Regions from separate parts of the Mus musculus genome. Here region 1 is linked to region 2. The links are chromatin loops, found by intact Hi-C in ENCODE. Cell type or tissue: heart. All regions are shown on one strand.

Region 1 (5,000 bases), 430 kb after region 2:
TTCACCGCCGTCATCCCTACCAATGTCTTTGGGCCTTATGACAACTTCAACATCGAAGATGGCCACGTGCTACCCGGCCTCATCCATAAGGTGCACCTGGCCAAGAGTGAGTGCAGCCATCCGGCACACGCCTGGCCCAGGTTACCTGCCTGTGGGGGCTTCATGCGCAGCTGTGGGGTGGGCAGGGGACCGGACCGGGCCTGGCCGCAGAGCTCTGACACCCGCCCCATCCGTAGGTAGTGACTCGGCCCTGACGGTGTGGGGTACAGGGAAGCCGCGGAGGCAGTTCATCTACTCACTGGTATGTTTGGGGAGTAGGGGGGGAGAGCATGGCCTTCCCAGTAAAGCTGTGTGGGAGGTGGAGACCTAGGAAACCATCCTTGAACCTTGCCAAGTCCCCAAGAGTACAACTTTGGCTCAGTAGGAGAAAGTGTGCCCCGAGTGAGGGACCTCCATCAGGGTGAGCCCTGGCTGTGCTCCCAAGGGAGCAGGAACAGTGGTCCAGCCTTCCCACTAGGGCCATCTAGTGCTCACTCACCTATGGATTTGACCTGACCTCTTGACCTCCAGGACCTCGCCCGGCTCTTCATCTGGGTCCTACGGGAGTACAGTGAGGTGGAGCCCATCATCCTCTCAGGTGGGCATCCGGCAGCTGCCTCTCCTACAGCAGGCAGGACCTGCGTCTACCCTGAGGAGTGGGAGCAGACATGCCCCTAGGGGTCTGGACAGGGAGGCCTGACTGACTGCTGGCCCATGGTTCCCCACAGTGGGTGAGGAAGATGAAGTGTCCATCAAGGAGGCAGCTGAGGCTGTAGTGGAGGCCATGGACTTCAATGGGGAAGTCACTGTATCCTTTGGCTCTGGTGATGGGATGCTGGTGAGGCAGTGTGGAGGAGTAATTCCGTTTTCCCATGTCGGATGGCTAACAACACCATTTTGTTTCTGGTGGTGCTTGCCCTGGCAGCGGTGGGTAGGGTGAGGGGGTGGGGGGATATAGTGGGGGAAATAGTACTCTTTCTGTTATGGTCTTGACCAAGGCATCCAGTTTGATTCAACAAAGTCAGATGGGCAATATAAGAAGACAGCCAGCAATGGCAAGTTGCGGTCCTACTTGCCCGACTTCCGTTTCACACCCTTCAAGCAGGGTAAGTTCCTGTCCCTTCCACAACCCTTAACCACCCCAACCTGCTTTCAGGCTTTTTGCCAGTTAGCCCCTGGCTTCAGCAACAGCTGTTTCTCCCGGTTCCCTGCTGAGGTCTTAGCCTCTGTACTGGGACCATGGGGTCTGTTGCTTTGCCGGCTTGGTCACCAGACCCTTTACAGCGCCTCTCCCCACTGAGAAGCAGGACACTATAGTTTAGGGTATGGGGGGAGGGGACATTCTATCTCCTGTGGGGCAGGGTAGTTACTGGCTCTCCCTTGTCTGTCTCTGCAGCTGTGAAGGAAACCTGCACTTGGTTCACCGACAACTATGAGCAGGCCCGGAAGTAAGGCGCGGGGCAAGCAAGTGCTCGCCTGGCGATGCCCAGTCAGTGGTCACCACCCCCAGTTCTCGCCAAGAACTGAGGACAGTATCCAGCCACCTGAGCCATATGCTGACCTCTTTGCCAGGATCCTCCATGCTGCTGTCCAGTAGGGCCCATGTCCATCCTTGGGGAAAGGCCAGACCAACATTTTGCTTGTCTGCTTCTGCCCAACCTCCATGTGTCCCTGCTGGACTAGAAACCAATAAAATGGATTTTCATGAGCCTGGACTCAGAAGCTGGGCCAGCCTTCTCCTCCCCACAGTGTAGCCTTCCTGGCCTGGCCTGGCCTGGCCTGGCCTGGCCTGGGACCCACTGCCCCTTGTATGCTACTTACTTAGCTCCTAAGAGCTACTGGGCCCAAGACAAGAGTCCCTGTGTGAAGGACCAGAGGGTGGAGTTAGGAGGTCAGGCAGCAGGTAGCCTGTGTCTGATGTGAATTGTCAGTGCTATCAGATCTGGGGCAGGGGACCTCCCCAACAATCTAGCCTGTAGCTTAGCCATGCTTAGCCCTTCACCTGTGGTCACACACAGGTCACTCTTCCTCAGACTTGCAGACTGCGGTGAAGGAAGATAGGTCTTGATTTTGACAGATTCAGTGGGCCAACGGGGCACAAGGATGGACCTGCAAGGAAGACTGGTGATGGGTGACCCAGATTTCTCTAGACCCCCCACCCCCACCCCCATCGCAGGCCTGGCCTTGTTGGACAGCATTAGCCACCTGTGTGGTAACATTGTGGGCCTTTCCATTCGATTCCTTCTTAGGTGGTCAAACCCAGGCTAGTTAGGGTACCTAAGGCTGCTGCAGTTAGGGCCAGGCCACTTTGATATTGGTCGTCTTTGACTACTGCAGCTCTGGGTCATTTTCAGGCTCTCATCTTAGAATTTATTCACCTAAGGCTGTTAGGATTGTTTCTTGACCATGAGGGGTTGGAAGTCACAGGCCCCTTGACACCTCTCAATCTTGAAATGGAGCTACTACTGTCCCCGAAGATTGGGGAGAGCAGAGAACATTTAGTCTCAAGACTCAAGAGCTACAGCCCCAGGCAGACAGAAGTGACCGTCAGCATGTGTGTAATAACCTTAAGACTTTCCCAGGTGATGAATCACCCACCAGCCACATAGCTGAAGCTGACAACGAGCTGCTGGACAAGTCAGGGTTTTCCAAAGGAACAGAACTGTTAACACATGCAAGGTGATTTATTAGGCTGCCTTACAGGATGTGTTCTGGGTAGCCGGACAATGACTAACACTGGACAGGCCAAGAATCTGGTAGCTGTTCAGTGTATAAGGCTGCATGGCCAGCCTGGCACTGAGGGCCTGGAGGACTCCTGGAGAGCTGCTGGCCTCCTGTGTATTGTGTATTTTGGCACCCTAGATGGATTTAGTGGCAAACGAGCAAAAAAAAGTTTCCTTCCATGTCCTGTTAGGGAGCTGCCACCAGAAGGCGCTGCCTTGCCTTATGGTGGATCTTCAGAAGCCACACCCATTCGACCCAGTGCCTCCTTCCCAGGCGCTCAGCCAGTCTGCTAGGTCTCATAATTTGCTCAGCTTTCTCCACTCAGCCCAACCCTCCTAGACATTCTGCCTCTCACCTCCCTGAAGTATTAAGATATCCAAATGTTTTCCCTCACCCTTGGTTCTCAGCCTGCATCTGAGGCCTTCTGTCTTCCAGCAGGACAGTCACAACCTGCCAGGTCTTTCATCCTCTTAGAGCAGTGTCAGCTGTCCCCTCCTATGTTGTACCGCCCAGCCTACCTCAGGCCCATGCCTTCCCAGCACCCATCTCCACCTTTAAACCTCACCCTCTGATGAGCATCCACCAAGCAGGCCAGGACATTAAGGAAGGAATTAAGGATGTAGCTCCCAGCCCCCAGGAAGAGCTGATCTGAGTCTATCAGAACTTGCCAGACACTCAGTTGTCCAGTGACCACCAGTCAGTGTTAAACGTGTCATTATGTCAAGAAATGCACCCTGTCCTAAGAATCAGAGTGCCTTGATCACTCTGGCCAGACAGCTGCATACACTTTCCGACAGACTTGAGGCCAAGTCTCAGCCTTGAACATTTCTGGGTGCCGCCCAGAATACACAAGTTCTTTACACTCATGTCCCTCACCCCATAGAATGGATTTTTGTCTCCATATTGAGGATTCTGCAGGTTCCCTGTTGCTACCTGAGACAGTTAATGTCTAAGAAGGAAAAGCCTTATTTAGCTGTAGTTTTTAGCTCCTGGTTTTACAGGTGTCCATCTAATGTCAGGCAGACTTAGTGCTTGTAGGCTTCAGGTGGGGTCTGGGGAAAGATTAGGAAATTATAACTCTTCACCTCGCACAGTGAGAGAGAGGGAAGGACTGGCCATCACATCCCAATTGTGGCAAGCAGGAGATGACCATCTTTACTGTGGGACCTCACAGTCCAAAGACAGCATGCACTGCCCTTCTAAGTGCTGTGTTCTAGTTTGCCTAATTATGCACATTCAAAACAAGACAGCAACAAACCACCTGTATGCTGGTGGTTGTTTGAATTGGTAATTTGGATGAGACGAAGGCTGGGATCCTGATCATTTTATTTATTTATTTATTTAGTTAGTTAGTTAGTTAGTTAGTTAGACAGGGATTCTCTCTGTGGCCTTGACTGTTCTGGAATTTGCTTTGTAGACCAGGCTGGCCTCAAACTTGAGCTCCACCTGCCTGGGACTGAGACCAAAGGTGTGTGCCACCACAGCCAGGCTTCTGATTGCTCATGAAAACCTGCCTTTTTTTCTGTTTTGGGCTTCTTGATTTGCTTGCTTTTTCTTTCCTCTGCTCTCACTTTAGCTAAATGACTATACATATAGCCAGCTAAGTGACTAAATGTCACTATATGTGGAATTCAATACAGATAACTATTTTGGTGAGACACTAAAGCACTCAAAAGTTTTTTTTAAATTAAAAAATAAGTGCTGTGTATTAGTGACTGATGGTTAGTGCTGCTTTTAATGTAGAGAACCAGAACCCACTCCGAGGACTGAACCCAAGGCACCCAAGCTAGGCAAGAGCTTGGAGTACCTACCTTACACCCCAGGCCCATCCTGGAGTGGTTCAAGCGTTTTTTGGTTTTTGTTTTTTTTGTTTTTCTCCCCCTCTAAATCTCTCTGTAAGGGTTTTGGAGAGACTCTAGCTAGCTTCAGGCTTCTCAGGAGGAATTAGACAGCCTGCTTAGGACTAGCTCCCCTTCCTTTCTCTTCTTTCCCCTCAGCAAAATCACTGACCAATGGTTTACCAAAGCTTGGGGGAAATCCCGCCTCAAGCGTCAAAATCCAAGTGTCTGCGCCCGCCCCGCCCCGCCCCGCCCCGCCCCTCTGTCCTCCCAAACCCGCCCAGTCGCTTCTGTCGGTCAAAGCAGTTCTAGTGGGCGGGACCCGCTGCCGCAAGGACGAGAGAAGGCCAGCTCAGAGCAGGATGGCGGCGACAATGTCTGAACCTCGGCGTGTGGGCT
Region 2 (5,000 bases):
TTGTAAAAGAAATAGTTGAATGACCAGAGGCTTCCATCTTCCCCAAAGGGGTCGGAGTCTAGATCTGGGTTATAGCTGAAAAGAGAAAACAGCAGAGGGATGAGGTCTCCACTGCCATACACATGTGCACGCCCAGCTGCAAAGACGTGAGCCCACCTGTAGATGTCACACTCAGCTAAGCAGATCTCCTCATCCACTGCATTCCACAGCTGTGGCTTCAGGGCCTTGAAGTCTTCACGAACAGCTGAAAACAGGCTGCAGTTGACTGCATTTACCACCTACAGGAGGTGACAGTCAGGGGTGACAAGGGTCCAGGGCAGCAGGGAGAGCCCAAGAACCCACACCAAGTGGGGATGGCAATGAGAAGGACCACATGGCTTGGGGCCCTTCTGTTCATCCTTACCCAGCGGAGGCTTGGCTCTCGGCTGAATTCATGACTTCTGGCTGTGCTGAAGTCATAGTCTGGCCGGAAGGACTCATTGAGGGTGGCAATCAGATAGAAGAGGGTCTTGCGGCTGCACTTGTCGCTCAGAGGACTCTCATCCTCACCACCCTGGCTCTTGCTCAGTCTGAACAGAGAAAAATGTCAGCCTTGCCCACTGTCCCACATACCCCAGAAGGTAGTCTCCACCTCAGCTTACCTGCTGGGACTGAGGCCTGAAGTTTGGGGTGGGGACAGTGCCTCCAACACATGGGGCTGGCCCTCCTGGCAGAACTGCTTGAACATATGTTTATCATCTCCCGCCATCTTACACGAGTAGCTTTCAATCCTAAAGAACGCAGGCAGAGTCATGAAGCATGCTAACCCCGAGGCCCACGATAGTGATCTCTGACAGATTGATCCCCAGAGCCTCCAGCCTCACCTGCCAATAATATGGGCATCTCCAGTCTCCACTGTCAACTGTGAGTTGATGGCCTCAAAGCTGGAGTTCTCCAATAGCTTCATGTCCTTTGGGAAGGGAGATTCTTGTGCCAGTGGGATTAGGGCAGCACTACCTGGGAATGTGGGAAGCCAGCATGGCTACCTAGCTCCAAAGGGCTCCACTTTCAGCCTTTCCACCCACTAGCAGAGTACTGTTTGCAGCTCGAGCTAACCTTGAGTCCACCATGGAGCTCATCTTCCTCACCTTACCTGCCCCTGAGAACTCAGCACTGGCTGACAGGGAGATGATCCTATGCATGAGCATGGCATGTCCAGGTTCTACCTCAATCTCAAGTACTATATACTGGGGCTGGCTGGGGGCCCCACCCACTCTCGACATTCCTACTCCATTGACATTCTGCAGGCATCCTCAGACTGTTGTAAGGTCCTCAATAAGAACCTGCTATCCGGTTCGGAACGGGGCATCTGGGGTTTCAAGCCTTGAGGGTCACCTGTATGGGTGCTCCTCCCGGGTTCTATGGGTTGCTTCACTGCTTCCTGTCAAGAGGAGGAAACCCATGAATTCTTCAATTCTATTTGCAAGTATGCCTAATTCGTACTTCGTACGTCGAAGTGTGTAGGATGGGCAGACACACCACCTCTGCTGGCGCAGGCCAGTGGTCTCCTGGCATTGCTGCCCTGCAAGCCTAGAGGTACCAGCAGATTCGTAGCGGGAAACTACAAGCCCCAGGAGGCAGTGCACCAAGAGAGGCGCTCCAGCCCCAAGCAGCATAAGAACTACAAGTCCCATGAGGCACTGCAGCAGCGCGAGGCCCGCCGGGGACTGTGGTTCCCGCAAGCCCGGACCGCTTGGCGCACAAGGCGGACACCCACCTGCCAGAATTGGGCTAGATCAAGCCAGGGTAGACGGGTTGTTTAGTGTCGGTGCCGAGGTGACGGCGGCGCGGGCTTTGCGCAGCGCGGGTTCCTCAGGACTGGAGGGCGGCGCCGCGGCCTCCACTCGGGCCGCACTGTATCCGGGGGAAGAAGCTTCGCGGCGACGTCCCGTTACTCCAGGCCCTGCCGGCCCATACGGGCTGCAGCCGCGACATAGCCTCGCCCCCCTGCAACGCCCGCTTTCGCGACCAACCTGCCGCGGACCGCCGAGATCGTACCAGCCAGAGAACGAAACAGCGACCTCCGCCTCCCCCGACCCGACAACAACAAGCGTCCGACGGGCCCAACCCCACTCCTCTGAATGGTCCACTTTAACCACAGGGCCAGACCACGAGAAACCTTATTGGTGGACTCCTCCGCCACTCGGCTTCACCTTCCACTTCTACTGGCTGCATAGCTTGTCTGTCTCGCACTCGCTAACGAACCCGCCTCCCCTCTTGGTGTTGATTGGTTAGAACCATGCCCGCCCCGCCCCCAGGAGCCAACCCTCTTCCTAGAGTGGTCCACGGTTACGAAGAGCCTCTGCTGTGCTTATGTGTGTTTGTGTGCATTGGTGCCTGGTTCCTTCCGGGAACTGGTATTGTCTTGTGTAGGGCAGCAGCTGTCGTTCGTTCGAACCTTTAAGAAAAGTTCATCCTTGCCTTCTTTTTGTGACCGGTGACCGGTCTGTGACACTGTCTCGGGTCCTGCTGAAAGGTGACTAGCTTGGCCGGACCGTGCCTGGAGATCTGGGACCATTCCTATCGCTTAGCGAGCCATCAGGCTCTGGTAGTGCGCAGCATCGGGTCCTTCTTGTTCTCCAAGCTCTGGGGCATCCGGAACCGAGGCTCACAGTCCGAGTTTCTGGCCGGCGGAAGTACTCGACAGTTCTCTATCACGGAAGCACTCTCGGAGAGTCAGGACTCCGCCGGATCAGAAATGTCGCCGCCCGCCGGCGGTGCGGCAGTGGCTGCAGACCCTGCCTCACCTGTGGTGCTCCTGGCAGTGCACGCGGCGGTCAGGCCCCTGGGCGCTGGACAGGATGCCGAAGCGCAGCCGCGGAAGCTGCAATTGATAGCGGACCCTGAGCGGCCTGGACGCTTCCGGCTAGGACTGTTAGGCACCGAGCCTGGGGCGGTGAGTGTGGGCCCGATTCTGGAATCAACTTTCTTTCGATTACCTTGACGACAGTCCTTAAGCAGTTATTTTTCTTGATTGCCTGTAAAAGTGGGAATAATGCTGATACCTAATTTACAAATCTTGTGAGGAATTGGTAAGATAACAGGCGAGAAAAGTTCAGAGCCGTAAAGATTACCTCGTTCCTTTTCCTTTCACATTCGTGTGGGTAACGAAGAGGAACCACCGACCGAGTACTCTTCCCTGTTCAGGTCAGTTTAGAATGGCCCTTGGAGGCTATTTGTTACACCGTCCGTGGGCCTAACCAACACGAGCTGCAGCCTCCCCCTGGAGGTCCTGGAACCTTCAGCGTGCACTTCCTCGACCCCGAGGAAGCACAGCAGTGGGCAGCACTGGTGCGAGATGCCACCGCAGAAGGACAAAATGGTCAGTGTTGTGAAATAAATGCTTATTTGAATATGTCCGGGCCACCTGGTCGAGGTTGGGGGTAGTGATGGAAAAGCTGGGCACCTAGGAAGGCTTCCAAGAGGAAGGAAGTGGAGAAATAAGAGGTTCAAGAGCTGACCCCAGTACCAGACAAGTAAGAAAAAGAAGAGCAAGCATTGCTGCAGGACTAAGAGTTTAAGGAAAATGGGATTGTATTCAGTGGAAAAACAACAGAGACTTAAAGATAGAAACTCCACAGTGTAGACAAGGCTAAAGGAGGCCAGAGGATCTTAGGAGATGGAATTGATAGGTCTTGTGGTTGTTCAAATGGAAGAGTTAGTGATTATGACTGAGCTAGAAGAACCACTTAGTATGAGGCTTATATCCAGTGCCTGCTTGGAAAAGCATGGACATGGCTGGGACTCTGGAGAGGTAAAGACTGGGAGTTGGAGAAGTCACCCAAAGTCACCAGGAGAAGCATAGAGAAAAGAGGGCCTTGGATGTAGACCAGTGGTTCACAACCTTCCTAATGCTTCAACCTTTTAATATAGTTTTAATACAGTATGGCCCCCAGCCATACATTTATTTTCATTGCTACTTTAATAACTGTAATTTTGCCGCTGTTATAAATTGTAATGTGTAAGTATGTTTTCCAGTGGTCTTAGGTGACCCCTGTGAAAGGGTCATTCCACTCCCAAAGCATTGAAACCCACAAGTTGAGAACCACTGATGTAGATAGTGCCCTGGTAAGAGGTAGGAAAGCCCACAAACACCGGAGGAAGCCCTGAGCCTGACATGAGACCTGGGTACCTTAGCATTGAAAGAGAGACTTTCTCTTGTCGTTCATTTGCCAGATGTGTGTACCCAACCCTTAATACTGTTCTTTGTGACAAGGTCTCAATGTGAATTCCAGGTTGATCTCAAATTCACTGTGTAGCTCAAGTTGGTTTTGAACTGTCAGTGACCCTCTTACCTGTTCTCCCGGAGTGTTGGTGTTATAGATGTGTACCATCCAACTGGGGACTACTTTTTTTCTTTTTTCCTGTGTGTGTGCACACACGTGAGTGTGTGTCTGTCTGTATTTGTGGTGCGCATGTATTTGTATAGAGGCATACATGTACATAGCACATAAAGAAGTCAGAGAGCAATCCTGGGACAACCTCGAGTGTCAGTCCTCATTTTCCACCTTGTTGGGGAGTTTCATTTCTCTTGCCTCTACCCCCAACTCACTCACCATATGAACACTGGGATTACAGATCTATACTTCCATGCTTGGCTTTATATGGTTTGGGGAATTTGAACTCTCAGGTCTATGTCTGTATGAAAAGCACTTTAAGCCAGGCAGTGGTGGTGCATGCTTTTAATCCCTGCAACTCAGGAGGCAGGGATCTTTGAGTTCGAGGCCAGCCTGGTCTACAGTGAGTTCCAGAACACCCATGCTACACAAAAAAGCCCTATTTCTCTCCAACTGAGAGTTGTTTTTGTTTTGAGGGCCAAGGCTGGGAGAGGAAGATTAGCCTGAATTATGGCCTAAGGATAGTAGGATGAGGCAGAGAAGGCCAAGGTTCTAAAAACCTGAGATTGGATACCACTAGCCTAATCCACATCTTTCCTCTTAGGCAGTGGCAGCCCAGCCCCA

The links. A loop is a pair of places that touch in the nucleus more often than their neighbours do. Peaks named below come from ENCODE experiments on the same cell type or tissue, not always from the same donor. Only the 100,000 strongest peaks of a DNase experiment are listed, where the experiment ranks them.
Region 1: it touches region 2 in a loop (2.3-fold over the local background); 1 of 42 quality-filtered maps calls a loop at or near these places.

The regions. Positions count from the first base shown.
Region 1 is chr15:75,921,430-75,926,429 of GRCm38, reverse strand. Pycrl (pyrroline-5-carboxylate reductase-like) reads left to right here and starts at 4,870. Exons shown (of 6, transcript NM_025412.2): 1 at 4,870-5,000. The coding sequence starts at 4,964. It overlaps Gfus (GDP-L-fucose synthase), which reads left to right. Exons shown (of 11, transcript NM_001357005.1): 6 at 1-106; 7 at 237-301; 8 at 571-637; 9 at 768-847; 10 at 1,046-1,145; 11 at 1,436-1,747. The coding sequence ends at 1,491. In heart, a CTCF peak has its summit at 2,956 (motif pointing right); DNase peaks (open chromatin) are centred at 166 and 3,009; H3K4me3 peaks cover 571 bases; H3K27ac peaks cover 658 bases.
Region 2 is chr15:76,348,416-76,353,415 of GRCm38, reverse strand. Sharpin (SHANK-associated RH domain interacting protein) reads left to right here and starts at 2,306. Exons shown (of 9, transcript NM_025340.2): 1 at 2,306-2,935; 2 at 3,187-3,361; 3 at 4,981-5,000. The coding sequence starts at 2,738. It overlaps Maf1 (MAF1 homolog, negative regulator of RNA polymerase III), which reads right to left and starts at 2,122. Exons shown (of 8, transcript NM_026859.3): 1 at 1,757-2,122; 2 at 864-996; 3 at 642-770; 4 at 404-569; 5 at 157-278; 6 at 1-75. The coding sequence starts at 946. In heart, CTCF peaks have their summits at 162 and 2,769; DNase peaks (open chromatin) are centred at 605, 1,685, 2,195, 2,665 and 1 weaker place; H3K4me3 peaks cover 3,329 bases; H3K27ac peaks cover 2,091 bases.